Regions from separate parts of the Mus musculus genome. Here all the other regions are linked to region 2. A link is a loop called in an ENCODE intact Hi-C map of the cell type or tissue named here. Cell type or tissue: heart. All regions are shown on one strand. Each heading gives the region's core, and the rest is flanking DNA. Links, peaks and the distances in the headings are about the cores only. Region 1 has its middle 46 kb from the start of 1700108F19Rik. Region 2 has its middle 23 kb from the start of 1700105F02Rik. Region 3 has its middle 54 kb from the start of Serp2.

Region 1 (5,110 bases), core at 1,505-4,004, 69 kb after region 2:
CAAAGGGATCATGACCTACAGGTTGAGAACCTTTGGGGTAGAGCCCGGTCAACAGAAGGAGCTAGAATACCTTAAAACATCAGAGCCCGCCTCTCTTGACCTGGTCAATGACAGTTTGTTGGTTTGCTTGTTTTTTAATATCTTGATTGACCATCCAAGGTTTTTAACCTCATATGCTTTCTTCCAGCACCTTAAACTATGACAAATGAATAAGGAGAACTTGAAAAGTAGGAGTCGTTTCTAACAAAATGGACTCGCTTCTGAATTCCTCTATTCACCCTCAAAGCGATGGTTCCAGCCTGCCATTTTCCCTGTGGGTCTCTCTGTATTCTTCCTAAGCACTGAGTCTTGTGCTCCTTCCCAGACTGCGCTGGTTACTAACTCCAGGCCTCTCCTCACTCAGCCAGCCCAGCCAAACACCACACCACACCACACAGAGAACCGTTCCCTCCCTGCCTCTCTACATGGTCCTGGAGGCTGTCACAATTCTTGTTCGAATATTAGCCCAGGATACAACTTTGACACCTTTTCTGTTTTGATTCTGTCTTTTCACTTGAGATTTGCTCCACGCCTTTGAGACAGACAGAAAGAACGCTACAACCAGAGCATCCTTGTCAAGAAGGGCTTTGCGTTCCTATATGCTCTATCTAGCCTCCTGGAGTGTCTCTGACACACAGAGGGACAACGTTCTAGAAGAGGTCAAGTTAGAGTGAGGAGGAAGCAACACAGAACAAGCAATGGAGAGGGAACTGAACTGCTAGGTTAGGAAAGTATCAAGTGAGCCTGCGCTAACCGCAGCTCCCAGTCCCACAAGCTCTCCTTCCTGAGTCAGCTAGTTCACCAATCTCGTATTCCCTCCTCTGGTCTACAGAAAGCAACTAATAATAAACATACTGTTGATAAATAATACAAACGTCAGGCAGACCGAGCAGCACTTGGCAGGCAAGCACAGAGGTACTCAAGAGCTCAGTGACCCAGATCCTCAGAGCTCATGCAGCAGACACAAAACAAAACCATTTACATGTCTGAAGTTCATTCAGAATTCTCTCCATTAACAAAGCACCTAACAGGACCTAACCCCCACCATGGGAAGTAATCACTTACGTATCATATTTCAACATGATTGACTGTTCTCAACAACAGAAAGGGATGTCATGAGGATTGAACACACAGATTCTATCGCCCTCCACGCTGTTCTGGTGTTCCATTCAAATCCAGATCTGTCCCCGTTGAATTCAGTAGTAGGCTTGCTTCACTGCATGGTCAAGTAGATCCAAATCCAAGACGAACTGGTCCAAAACAGAAGTGATGCTTAACGCCCCCGCACCAGCAGCAGCAGCAGTATGTGAGAGCCTTGCCTGCCTTCTACACTTCCCAGTATTCACTATGGCAAATCTTCCCCATCTCAGCTGTGATCCCCTTACAGTTTGTTGGTGGTATTGTTTTAGAGACTGGTCTCACTTCCTAGAATCTGAGCCCCAGCAGTTCCTCCTTGTAAGTTACTCCTATCTATTTTTCAATATCAATGGGAACCTACCTGGACTTTTCTTTAAGGTCAAATCTAGTTGTCTGCATTTCATCTAGGCTGGGCCCCACAGTTACCTGGCAACAGCCAAGCCTGCCTGACTCACTAAAAAGGGGGCTGTTTGCCCCCTCCTCTCTCTCTCTCTCTCTCTCTTCTCCTCTTGCTCCTGCGCCTTACCCCCTCTCTTCCCATTCTCCTTCCCCCCCCCCCCCAAGTGCTCATGGCCAGCCTCTACTTCTCTACTCCCTGACCGCCCCCCTTCTCTATCTCTACTCTCTCAATTCCCCTCCCCATGCCCTGAATAAACTCTAATCTATACTATACCATCATGTGGCTGGTAACCCCGGTGGGAAGGAGGGCTTGGGGGAGCGGGATTCCTCAGCATGGGTCCACAGAGGCACTCCCTCCCCCCCACACCTCCACTTCTTCTTCCTTATCTTTTTATAAAACACAACACTAGTAGCATCCTATATACACCTCTGCTCGGGTCTTTTCACATCGTGGTATCCATGTGAATATTTTTGTCTATTCCCCTTTAACACCATAGCCTGCCTTATTATGTTCTCAGTTCCTAACACAGCACTTGGTAAATGTTGCTTAGTAAGCATTTCATCTCTGAATGAGTGCATGCCGTGAAGGTCAAGTGAGAAATCTGAGAAGAATTCTGTGAGGAGCCAATACGAGCATAGGCGAGCGTTTGATTTGGCTCTGTGGTATGGTTGCATGGCCAAGCCTATGCCCTCTGTGAACCTCCACCTCTACCCCAGGCCACGGCCAGCAGACCTTTGCCAGTCCTTACACTGCAATCCAAAAACCAAGCTTCCAAGATGATGTGCACAAGAGGCAATCAAGAGAGGTTGGACCCAGTGAGACCAGTGCTGAATGACAGTAGCAGCTGCCTGGTAGCAGGTGCCATATGTAACTAACTCTTCACCCCTCCAGCACATTTCCCCTTTAAAGAAAACAGTCATTAACTGGATGGTGTAACTGGATGGAGCAACCGCATGCTCATCACCAAGCACACCTGTCTCCTTAGAATACGCTCTTGGCTCTGAAGCTTCTGACAAGGAAAGGTGACTGCCTTTTTACTCAGGCCAGACTCGGAGTAGCTCTGCCCTCACAGAGACTCCCTGAGGTCCTTCTTTGATGACACAGAGTTAAGGACTAGGGTTTTCATGGCTGTGAACCACCCTTCTCCCCCTAGTGAGAGCTCTCAGAAGAAACCTCCTTTCTTGTCAGCACCTCATCGCTTCACCAACTATGTATGTCTTTCCAGTTTCCAGTCAGCCTTGTCAACACCACCTCCAGCTTGCATGTCCCCTGGGCAGAGAATGGCAGCTTGCCTAGATGTCCCTTTGAGGAAAGAAAGGAAGGAAGGCATTTCCCACCACATGATTCCCTGCCCTTCACCTGCCTTTGTTTTGGAAGTCTTTCCTCCTCCAGATGCCACAGCCAGCATTGAAGCGTCCAGCAACTGATCCACCCATTGGCCTTCGTTTCGAAGTCACTGTCTGGCAAAGTCAGACCACAGTGAGGAGCTGTCAAGTCCATACTCAGGGCAAATGGGGGAACTCCCACAGTGGGTTTGGAGAAAGTTGAGGAGAGGCTAGAATAGTGTCAGGCATTTAATGTTGTAAGGGAAAACTCCTTTGTTTACTCATTTGTTCTTACAATCTGGATAGACCCATGGCCTCTTGGGAAATCACCACGGCTGGTCTCTCTAAAGTGAACCCAGGGCTACAGCTCTATCAGAGACTCCAAGTCTCTTGCCACCAAGCCCTACCTGCCCCAGAGACCCGTGCTCTGCATGCACTCAGACCCACAGAGAGCTTAAAGGAAGGTTCTTTTGGTAGAGAGCCAAGCAATAGAAAGGCCCCTTTCCCCAATGGCCCTCTCCTCTGCAGAGTCTGAGCGGTGTGCACTGACAGGCTCCCATCTGTGAGTGAAGAGAAAGGGCTAGGGGTGCTTGCTCGTGTTTTCCTAAAGATACCCAGTGATCCTAAAATGTATACCTGAGGCCAACTGGGAAGTGCTATTTTAACAAAGCACAGCTTAGGAAACAGTCTGCACGTGTCCTGTGACGAGCCAGCCCCAGAGAGGTTCCTGGCAGCATCTTATGGGTGACTAAGAGTGGAGTTAAGATCAGTAGGGTTTTCCAAACACAAGCCTCTCTCAGAGAGACTGATGTTTCTCACCTGCTCACCACAGCTTGCTTCAGTATGCTCCTGCCTCCCGTGATCTGAGAGGTGTGTTTTGCTGGACATACAGTGGAGCTCTTAAGATGTTCATAGATGTTATTGTCTAATCTCAGCTTGCTCCAGTTAGTCTCTCGACATAACTCTTAAACACAGGACAAGAGAGGCATGTGCCATACACGACAGGAAATGCACCCGTTCATTCCAGCAGCCTCTAGGGCGGAGCTCTGCTCTCCGGATGATGCAATTGGGGAATACCAGATGACTAAGGTCGGCTAGGGCAGATGTGAAAACAGATAATTAAAATAACACCAGCCAAATGCTGAGTAAGGTTTGTGCTGACAGCTGGGAGAAACGCAAAGAGGACATAATGAGTTTTGCCAGAGGGGGTCAAGGTGAGTTGCATAGGGGACAACCTCTGAACTGCTTCTTACCAGGTGAGCTAGCATGCGCATGAGAAAAGGAAAGGGGACAGATGTATACAAAGGCACGCAGGCCTGAGATCCTCTGACATGATTGCAGCGCCTGAGGTCCTTGTAAGTGGGAAGAACTGGAGCCGATGTGAGAGGTACTCTAGGCTGAGGGTCAGACATGAAGGCACACCAGAGGATCTGTGATAAATTCTTTAGTTAATGGGAAAACCATGGAGGGTATCAAGCACGGCTAGGATTTATCAGGTGTTAGAGAGACAAATTCAGCCACCAGCAAAACGAGGCATGAAAGCAAGAGGTCAGAAGTTGGTATCAAGGGCCAAATAAAAGATAATGGAATCCTGAAAAGATCTCTGTGACAAAATATCCGAGCTAACTTTTGTAAAGGAAGGAGATGATATCTTGGCTTACAGTTTCAAGACCCACCATCAATGGCTGTTGGCTCCATGAGGTTGAGCCAAGGGTAAAGAGCCAAAGTATCATGGTGGAAACATCATGGTGGAGCACATGATGTAATCAGAGCTGCTCCCTTCACAGCAGCCAGGAAGCAAAGATGGAGTGTAGTGAGAACCAGGGCTGCCATATACTTTTCAAGGGCATCCTCCTTAACCAACTCTCTCCCAGCAGGCCCGTCTCCTCATGTTCCACTGCATCCCAATAGCATCGCCATCTGGGAATCTTTGTGGGACATTTAAGGCCAAACTCAAACAGAGAACCAAGCATGAAGTCTTTAGAAAATGGTGTCGTTAACACTTAGTGGCTAATTAGATTTGAAGAATGAAGTAGGTTGTCAAGAGTGATTCTACAATTTTTAACTTGGCTAATGGAGTCAACGGTGATGATGATGATGATAACTAAGTTAGGGTGTAAATTACCCAAGTAGGCAAAAGGCCAGAGACTGAGATATCAAGCCTTGCACATCTGAAATGTTTTCAGTCCGCGGTAGGATGCTAAATGAC
Region 2 (5,110 bases), core at 866-3,365:
TTGAAATTGCTGCCCCTTCCAATCCCCCTCCCTTCCCTGGTTTCTCGACCTCTGCAGCATAAGTCACACTCTGGCAAGCATACATTATTCTTTCTCCTCTCGTTGGCCGTTTGCCTCATCAACTATCATGGAAGCTCTGCGAGGAGAGAAGATGTGTCCATCTTGTCTGCCACCGTGTCCCCTGCTCTATGGCAATACGGCGGCGCGCACAGCTATCAGTAGCACAGTTGGTGCACAGTCATTGCAGCGATGCAGGAACAGAATACCAGGGCCCCAGAGGATGAGGAAATGAGCAGGAAACCTTGTCCCAGCTCAGGATATCAAGGGACACTCAGAAAAAAGGGAGGGAGGGAGGGAGGGAGGGAGGGAGGGAGGGAGGGAGGGAGGGAAGAAGGAATTGCCATAAAGGGACCTTAGAAACCAACCAACAAATCTCAGATTCAGTGGAGTGTTCTCTCCAGGAGCAGCACATGGAACTGCCAAAGCAATGGACACACCCGGAGGCCTGATGGAGAAGTTCCTTTTGTGTGGTTGCTTGTGTGCTCTGGCTTCTTGTTTTCACTTCCTTCACTTGCTTTTGAAAAGCCTCACAAACATGAAAACTAAACTTCTAATCTCTCCAGTCTTAAGCCAACTGCCTGACTGCTCCCTGAGACTCGATCTGGAACAGAGAGATGCCCTTGACACAGCAGGACTGACGGCAGCCTTGACTTTGATCATTCATCCATCTTTGTTATATTTTATAGATTAATTTTTCTGTTCCTTCCCACTAACAGCAGGCGAGCACCATGCTCGGTTTTCAAACGGGCACAGTAGCTGGTGTCTGCAACCACAGATTCAGAAACCAGATTCTGAAAGTTGAACTGAATCAAAAAGCAAAACTTGAATTTGTTGTATGCCAGGTTCTATGACAAATGCAACCTAATGAAGTGATGTGTGGGCAGGCACTGTGTCGGGAATGGTACGTAGTCAAGAGATGATTTAGCAGCAAGGATTGTATAGATTACATACAGAGGCTGTGCTGCTGTATCTAAGAAGAGACTTGAGCATCATGCATTTTGGTATCTATAAAAGTCCAAGAATGTATCTCTCAATAAAGGGTAGGCTGTCGAGCCCATAGTCACATAAGCTTTGAAAACTTTGCAAAACCAGGATGCTCTGATTGTAATGGTGGTAAGACTCTCTTCCATTCCCACCCCACCCCCTCCTGCTTCCCACACCCTGGGCAGAGACTTTCTACAGTATTTTTGGAACAGTGCTGAGGTAAAGTTGAGTTGGCATATTTAGCTTGGGTTTAAGGGGATATATTTAGTTGGCTTTCAGTCACCTCTGAACATTGATAAGTTACTGCTATTCATAGGCATTGCTTCTAGAAATACTCTAACTTAAGGGCCAACTCATGCAGCATCGTGATACAAAGGCACACAGTCTACCATGACATGTGTGCAATAGACAATTTGGCCCTGGGAATATATGGGGAATGAAAGATCACCTATATTTGAGGTCACCACAGTGGTAGATAGTCTGTGAGACTCCTCCCTTACCAATCATACAAAAATATAAGCCAGAATATCCATCATTCTGACTGTCTTAGTTAGGGTTTCTATTGCTATGAAGAGACACCATGGTCACAGCAACTCTCATAAAGAAAAGCATTTAATCAGGACTGGCTCATAGTTTAGAGGTTTAGTCCCCTGTCATCATGACAGGAAGCATAGCGGCCCCGCAGGCAGACACAGTGCTGGAGAGGGAGCTGAGAGTTCTACACACAGATCTGCAGGCAACAGGAAGAGAGGGTGATACTGGGACTGCCTTGGGTCCCCCAAACCCCAAAGCCCACCCACTTCTTTCAACAAGGCCACACCTCCCAATAGTGCCACTCCCTGTGAGCCTGTAGGGGGCCAATTTCAGTCAAACCACCACTTAGAAAATTTTGACACTTTGGACCACAAACCTAGAGGAGTTTTCTAAATAGCATACATGCCCTGCTGTGAACAACGAAGGGCTTATGGATCTCAACTGTTTAAACCTAAAAAGAAGTCATGATGTATCAATGAAAGGGTATATCACTTTTCTATCATTTTCCTCTTTAAAATTGTGATGCTTTAAAGAGACTAGCAAGGAGTAAATATTCAACACAGTGTATTATACTATAATGTATAATGGGAAGTTAACTAAAGTGGCTATTTTCTGGATTTTTGTCTTAAGTCATCCCAAAGGTCCATGTGAAAAAGTTGATCTCCAGATGAGGCAGAAGCCTGATGACAGGGCCATGAGATTAGGGCGTAGTAGAGCCTTTAGGAGGTGGGAGCTGGGGGTGTGTCCTTAGGAGACGCCAGGGAACCTCCCTCACATTCATTTCTTTGTGGTTCTTCTGTTCAGTCACATGCTCCCACCATGATATACTGTCTCACCACAGGACTAAGGCAACTGGATGCATTCATGCTGGAGTCAAACATCTGAAATGGTGTTTTACTAATAATTTCAAAAAAATTATTGCGATAGGAAGATGACTAACACAACATGTGGTTTGGGTTGCTGAGGAGAGTAATATGATGTGTAGACATGAGTAGAATACGTATGTGTAGATACTATCTAGTATATTTATATATTAGATAGTATATATATATATATATATATATATATATATGAAATACATAGACAGTATATGTATATACCAAATGAGTCCCACACAGAAAAAAAAGGAGGGGAAGAAAGTATCAGACTGCATTTGACATTTCTATCAACCCATCCCCCATTCTCCTCATCCCCCTTAAACATAGTCCCCAACAAATTATGCTCAACACTTATTCATATTGAAAATAAAGTGATTAAATTTCAGAGTTCACTCTAGATCAGAGTTGGTAATCTTTGATACTCTCCTTCCCCTGTCACTAAGGAGGGAAGCTTCTGGTGTTTTGTTGTCACTGCTTATTCTGTTTGTGCCATACTATATAGATTAGGCCTCAGATCGTGTACGTAACAGGTAATCAATCAACCAATCAATCAACCACTGAGATTCTTCTTGGTGGTGGTGGTTTTTTTGTTTTGTTTTGTTTTGGGGGGATTTTTTTTTTTTGAGGCAAGGCTTCACAAAGTTGCCTAGATCGGCATCAAACTTTATCCTTTTGAATTTGTTATCCTTCAGCCTTCTGCGTAGCTTAGAGAAGAGGCTGCAAGGCCTCCTCTTCTGAATGACTCTTGACCAAGCTGTTTCCTCAGGGAGCAAGCTGACATCTTCCGGGGGTTGCACATGCTGTTCCTAGGTTCTGAGGAGTGACACAGCCAGTTGTACCCAAGACCCTTGGTACAAAACCATGGTGTAAAGAGGTCTTTCCAGTAGTCCTGTGTCCTCCCTCCCTCCCTCCCTCCCTCCTTCCTTTTTTCCTTCCTTCTCCTTGAGTACGGTAAGAACCCAGGGAGCCTTGGACTTGGGCAAGATTACACCACCTTACATGCACTTACCCTTGAATAGCAAGCTACCCTGCGCAGCCTGTGCCACCTTCCATCCTCTATGGGGCTGTCCATACAGGCCCTCAAGGGCAGCCAGCTACAGACCCACCACTGACTGTGGTAACCATCCCATAGAAACAAAGCACAGTACAGTAAAGTCCTTCTCCATATGCTAAGCAAAGATGTAGTACACTAAGCGAAGCAGCCAGCAGATAATCATTTACTTCAGCCATGACCTTTGTGTTGAAGGTAATTAGAATGATTAAGCACCTGCTGGCTGAGGCGATGTTGAAACTGAAATTCTCTGGGCCTGACTCAAGGCTTTTCAACCTTATTCCCGTTCCTCTCAACCCTATGGGGAGAGCAGGGCTCCTGTCATAACAAACAGGGAAATCCCCATCTCAGGCCTCCTGCCTTGAAACCCTGCACCAGGCCAGTGTTTTCCTTTGTCATTGGAGGTTTGTTTACTTGCTGGGCAAAGAGAAGCCTGCAAGCATGTACTTGAACCCAGTGGAAGCAAAGCTGTAGGGATCAAATAGCACTGGGGGTGGGAGGAACCAAGGCCAAAGGCACCAGCAGAGTCTAATCCCAGAAAGTGGCTGCAGCTGTGCTCCAAGGCTGTCATCCTTTTCTTACTGGAACCCTTGGGATGTTGTTTATTTCCTATCTGGACTTACATGAGCGTGCCAGCCTAGGGTACTAACGTCACGGTGAGGTGAGCTGCCCTCCTTTCATCAATGTTGATTTTCATTTGGACTCCTCCATTTTTGGCAGGACATAGCTCTGCCAACGTTTTTTTGTCTTCTGACCACGGCCTTGAGAACTAACCCCCTCCACCGAGCTCCACCCCAGCTTATCCCCCAGCTTCCCGTGAGAAATCAGAGACTTAAAGATGATCAAGTTCACAGCGATGCTTAATTAAAACTGTTTCTCTTGAATGGACTGGAAGATCCTCTGAGGCCAACAGGAGAGGAGAAGGGAGTAATAGAACTGGGTAGTCTAAAATGTGCAGTGAAAGCTGAGATTTGCAGGCACAGTCACGCAGAAGGCTTGGATTGGCGTGTTTAGACACTGGGAGCCAAATTCTCCCCTTGACTGCACTCTGTGCCTCTTGTCCTTGAGCTAGCGTGGGGGACACACAGTTTCCACCTTTCCAGGATGCAGAAACACACGAGGTCCCCAAGAGATGGAGGCTCCGCCCTTATCGAGCAAGAGGAAGGCAGTGTTACCACAGGAAGCAATTAGTATGAGGCCCCGAATGGGAAGAGTTCCTGGAATCAGAGAGGTGAAGGAGGAAGAAGGAGAGAGGGAGCCAGTGTACTGTCCAGGGAGGCCTGGGAATCCCAAAAGGTCTCAAGTCCGTACTTCTTTTCAATTATTGTCAAAAACAAAAAAAAAAGACCCCAAACAAACATGTACAGGCTTTAAAATGGGACCATGTAAGAACCATGTAAGAATCAGACTTTACTAAAATTCATTGAGAAATTCAAAGATCAGAACACAACAAACCTGAAATTCTAGTGCCTTCCCCTCACACACTTCATCTTTTGCTCAAGGAAGAGATGAGTCTTCAAGACCTGCTTACAAAAGTACCCTACACGTGGAAGACACTCAACAAAGGCCTACTCTAACTCTGAACAACGACTTTGGTTACCAT
Region 3 (5,110 bases), core at 1,504-4,003, 90 kb after region 2:
GAGACCAAGGGCTCAGACACATGAGCCTGTAGAGAGCGGCTTTTATTCAGACCATCGCATCTTACTCCCTGACCGCCATAAGCCCGTGGTACCTGCCTTGCTGTGCTCTCACACGGTAGAAAGAGGAAAAACTCTTTGGTGTCTCTTCTTAAAGGGACACAAATCCCATAGGGTTAGATTCAGTTCATCTTAATTATTTCCTAAAGAGGCTCCATGCACAAATACAGCCACAATGGGCACGAAGGAGCCAGCACATGAACACGTGGGTCAGGGCACAAACACACACATACCCTTGATATGTGTGCTTTCTGCCTTTGTGGGAGGAAAGAGCCACACTTGTTTAGGTGCTTGAATCTTGCAATTTCCCAAAGCCTTACTGCTGCTATCAGAGGAGCCATTGGCAGTCGCTGGCTGCTGAGGTAGAGGCTCCCTTGGTCTGTTGCTCGTGCCTCAGTGGGAGGCTGCCCACTCACACTTAGGTAAGCAATGGTATTTGAACTTAAGCGGTTACTAATAACAATAAAATTAAGGATGAAAAGAAGGTTTGAAGCTGGACTCGGGAGATGGAGTTAGGGGAAGTAGAAGAAATTGGAGGGAGGTAGCAGTGAGCGGATAAGATAAACATACACTTCATAAATGTATGGAACTTTTTTTTGTTGTTTTGGTTTTTCGAGACAGGGTTTCTCTGTATAGCCCTGACTGTCCTGGAACTCACTCTGTAGACCAGGCTGGCCTCAAACTCAGAAATCCACCTGCCTCTGCCTCCGGAGTGCTGGGATTAAAGGTGTGTGCCACCACTGCCTGGCATGGAACTTTTAAAGAATAAAAATATTATTTTAAAGGCCCCCATTGTCTTTTCATTTAGTATAAATAAAGCTTAATAATAATGCAGAGAAGGCAAAGGGATAAAACAGCCTACAAGACAATCAGTGACAAAGACCCAACAGAGGCAAGGAGCAGTAGAAATTACACCATTTAGTTTAAACCTGGATGAGATCATGTATTTCCAATGAAACTCAAATTTTTTTCATTTTAATAATTGACCTCCCTGAGACTCCACATCTCTGGGTGTTTGTATTTTTATTAACAGCTGTATTAACAGGAAATGGGGGGAAGATTCCAGATAAGACTAGAGGTTCGGGAATAGAACACTTGACATCTGTAGCACATCAGCACCTTGTTCATTACCCTGTATTCCTTTCACCGAAGGTTAAGGACAGGAGGGAGAGGGAACTAAGCAGACTGCAGTTTACATCTCTGAGAACAAAGGCCTGTGCTTTCACTAAGAACACTGAAGATGCGTGCAACTAATAAATACTAGGCATCCTCCGTTGGTCAGGCACTGACCATTTCACAGTTGAGGAAACAGAAATGCAGGCAAATCAGGTATAAGAAGAAAAGCATGGCGGTGGTCTCTCTGGTGTCCATGAACACGGTGCTTTTGGGAAACAATCAGACTTCTGCAGTCCCAAGAAAAACACGTTCAGCAAGATCACTGGTCCTAGAGTTTCCCTCTTCTGGAAGCATCTCAGACAGAGAGAGAGAGACCCTTCTCCATCCTCTAACACCTGTATGTTGCATACTGTGCCAAGGGCTGGGGGGAGATGGCTCAGACAATAAAGGCCTGTCGCATAAGGATAAGGACCAGAGCTTGCAATATCAATACAAAAAGCAGCATGTCCACGCCAGGGAGTAGACAGGTGTGGCTCTAGGTCGCTCCTTGGCTAGCCTGCCTTGAATACATACGTTCCAGGTTCAGTGACAGGGAATGTAGAGAGTGGTAGGGGAAGTGGTCCAATGTTAGCCTCCAGCTCTACATACTACAGGCTTCTGCACACATGTGTACATACGCACATATATACATGCATGTGTGCACACATGCAGAGAGAGAGAACGCCAAGGATGGCTAAAGGAAGGGGCAAAGAGAAGATATATGGTTGGTCATGTGCTTGAAAGACAACCCCAAGGGTCTGTCCAAACCCACAGCCAGCCCAACTTCTGGACTTTGTGTGATGTGACATCCTTGTGAGATAGCAGATCTCCTAAGGCTGCTGTATGTACCACAAGTCTGTTCCTAGTTTCCTCTCATCAAAAGCATTCTGGGTTGTACGACGAAAAGGCAAAATGCAAACTCAACCTCATGTAATCACCAACACCTACACATCCCCAGAGTCCTCTTGCGGGAGGGGTGTCTCTAAGGGGTTGACTGTTCTGCCTGGTTGCCAAGGAACAGCCTCAGTGGCCCTCAGTCAGAGCTTTGGCTTCATTCCCGGCTCTGCCGTTAATTAGCTATGTGGGCATGGGCAAGTTCCTTCTTCTCTTTAGTCCTCATCTGAAAAATGGGGCCAATAATAGGACCTGCCACAAAGGGCTTTTAAGACAAGGCACTTCTGTGCAGCAGAGATAGGTGGTGGCTCTGGGTTCACAAAAGGGCCTCTGAAGTACTTTATTTATATGTTTATCTCTCTATTTATTTATCTTGATTTTTGCTCCTGTCTGAACTTTTTGTCTCTTTTGTGTCTTTGTTTATTTGGTTGTTTTGGTTTGGCAGTATTAGGAATCACATGCTAGGCAATCTCTCTCTCTCTCTCTCTCTCTCTCTCTCTCTCTCTCTCTCTCTCTCTCCAGTTCAGCATTTTTAATTAGTTAGCTATCCTCATCCATCTCAAAGAGGAAGCATTCAAGTGTTACTCACGGTGTCCCTGCTATTTTTAGAAGTGTTTCCCACAGGTCCATCTGCTAGAGGCTTGGTTGCAAACTGTGAGGCCACTGGGAAGTGACAGAACCTTTAGGGGTGGGGCAGAGTGGAAAGAAGGGAGGCTTCTGGGACGTCACTAAAAGGACTATTATTAGTTCTTCCCGCTCCTCCTGTGCCCACTGTGAAGCCAGCAGCCTACCATGAGTCCTCCCTCGACAACTATGCTACCACAGACAAAGGCAGCCAAGCCAGGTGACTCTGAACTGAAACTAGAGCCCGAGCAAACCTCACTCCTCCTCTCTGGCCGAACCCCCCCCCCCCCATTTGTAAGTGGCAGAAAGCCAATTAACACAATCAGACTTTCTGTTAAACTATTTCTCCTTCCATACCACCCCTCATATGCAATATCTGAACAAACATGCTCCTTTGCTTAGCTTTACATGATAGCACATTCCCTAATATGTGTACATGTTCTTTATAATTATTTGATTTAATAGTTTTATAAGACTAGACTAGTATAATTTACTACTAACCACTGTCCTACAATTAATAAAAAGATAGGATCTCTCTCTATGTAGACCAGGCTATCCTTAGAATCGCAAGTGTCTGTCTCTGCCTCTTGCATGGAGTGATGGGATTAATGGAGTAAACTGTCACACACTGTTTCCATGAGAAGAGAATTCCTTGAGGTACAATTACTGGGTGTGAGGATATGAATCATTTTGTTGTCTCCTGCTAAGTAATTCTTCCCAAAAGGAACACTACAGTTTGTAACCAGAGATGGTATCTTGGCCACACAAGGCTAAATGTCAGCTTTTCCAAATAGGTACCTGGCTTGAAATATCACATGAATTTTTGTACTTTAGAGAAGTCAGTGTTTCGATTGCCTTGCCCTGGGTTTCAAGTTTTATAAATCAGGTTCTTCTTTCTTCCCTCAAAAGCCCCGCTTTGTAGCAGTCACTTTTATTCTTTGTTGACCCCAGATTTTTTATATGCCTGTCTGGTTTGATCTCCTCCATCTTACTTCTTGAACTAGATTGGATCTCTATATATAGACCCCACCACCACCACCACCAAGAGTTCATAATTAACTCAAGGATTCTATCTTAAATGGATGGTGAAGCCCAGCTTCACATTCTCTTTGAGAGCCACAGTGCTGTTTGGGAGTGAAGAGGAGAAATTCCTGTATCCAGATAGAATAAAAAGCAGCCGCTGACCACTTCAGGGAAAACTCAGGCACGAACGTGGAAGAAGTAAGAAAACTCTGCCCAATTGAAAGTTTCATGGCTTGCATCGGTCTCCCATCCAGCAAAAATCTGCCCTTCCTTCCCTTAGAGCAGGGAAAGTGGACTTAGCCACACCACAAAGAATTCCTTGGGAGTAGAGAAAAACCCTACATTTTTTTTCCAGTGCTAAGCTCAAGGGCAGATAGATAGATGCCTTCAAGTCATGAATAAGGCGGCAAACACAGCCTTGGATGCTCTCAAAGGGACTTGGCTTAGCTTTTTGTGAGGTCTTTATCTTTTTCTATCTCGTGTTTCTAACACGACCATCACTCAGATTCAGGTAGAGACGGTGCAACACAAGGCACCGTACCCAGTGCTGGGTGGCTATTCAAGGAGCATGGAGCAAGTTTATGCTCATTTTTAAAACCCTGGTTATTGCAGATATAAAATATAAAAACACAACATTGAGAAACATCCCAGTGGAATTTCAAGTCTGTCTAGAGATCGCCACATGCCCCAGGTTAAGAAACACATCGAGTTTAAGACTCAGCAAATGCTTTAAGTGATAGCCCAGATAGGAAATATATCAGCCCTTGAGGACAACGTAGTCTTTACTCCAGCGAGGCTGCTCTGTTCGCCTGAAAGCAGCCAAGACAGCAAGTTCACAAACAGTTGAGATTATAGATGTTGTATTGACAACAGACATCATGTGTGGCCCCAAACCATCCATTTCATCAGCCCCAGATCTGGCATGTGAAGTTGTGAAGAAAAGCTACCCTGTCAGTGGGTGTTCTGCTCGCCTGCAGTTTGTCTTTGGTTCACATCATCGCTGTCTGTCTGTCTGTCTGTCCTGCTGCTACAGGTTTATGAGGAGGATAGGATTTCTTTCAAACATTTGATTTTGAGCTCAGCCAGACAAGTAAGATGGGTTTTGGTCTTTAACCCACTGTGTGTCTGCTAACTATGACCCAAGACCCCCCCCCCACTTTGGTGATGTAGAATGAGTTTGTTAGAAAATAAATATTAAATCATAGCAAGTAATATGAATCCATTTTGCAGACCTTTGAAGAACAATCACGATGTGGGCAGAGTCTTTAGCTTTCCCAGGCGTCACAGAGACGTGAAAATGGAACATCTCTGATTAACACAGGGCCCTCTAGGCCTGGAACTGATTATTGATGCTGCC

The links. Hi-C counts contacts between places; a loop is a spot of excess contacts. Peaks named below come from ENCODE experiments on the same cell type or tissue, not always from the same donor. Only the 100,000 strongest peaks of a DNase experiment are listed, where the experiment ranks them.
Region 1: it touches region 2 in a loop (1.8-fold over the local background); 3 of 42 quality-filtered maps call a loop at or near these places.
Region 3: a loop joins it to region 2, with 1.9 times the contacts of the local background. A loop is called at or near these places in 3 of 42 quality-filtered maps.

The regions. Positions count from the first base shown.
Region 1 is chr14:76,629,171-76,634,280 of GRCm38, reverse strand. No RefSeq gene overlaps it. Among named protein-coding and RNA genes, the nearest start is that of 1700108F19Rik, 46 kb to the left of the region's middle. In heart, for the core only: no CTCF peak of the experiment used is centred there; DNase peaks (open chromatin) are centred at 2,890 and 3,580; H3K27ac peaks cover 1,584 bases.
Region 2 is chr14:76,697,704-76,702,813 of GRCm38, reverse strand. No RefSeq gene overlaps it. Among named protein-coding and RNA genes, the nearest start is that of 1700105F02Rik, 23 kb to the right of the region's middle. In heart, for the core only: CTCF peaks have their summits at 1,706 and 1,908; no DNase peak of the experiment used is centred there; H3K27ac peaks cover 1,641 bases.
Region 3 is chr14:76,608,336-76,613,445 of GRCm38, reverse strand. No RefSeq gene overlaps it. Among named protein-coding and RNA genes, the nearest start is that of Serp2, 54 kb to the right of the region's middle. In heart, for the core only: no CTCF peak of the experiment used is centred there; a DNase peak (open chromatin) is centred at 2,825; H3K27ac peaks cover 2,075 bases.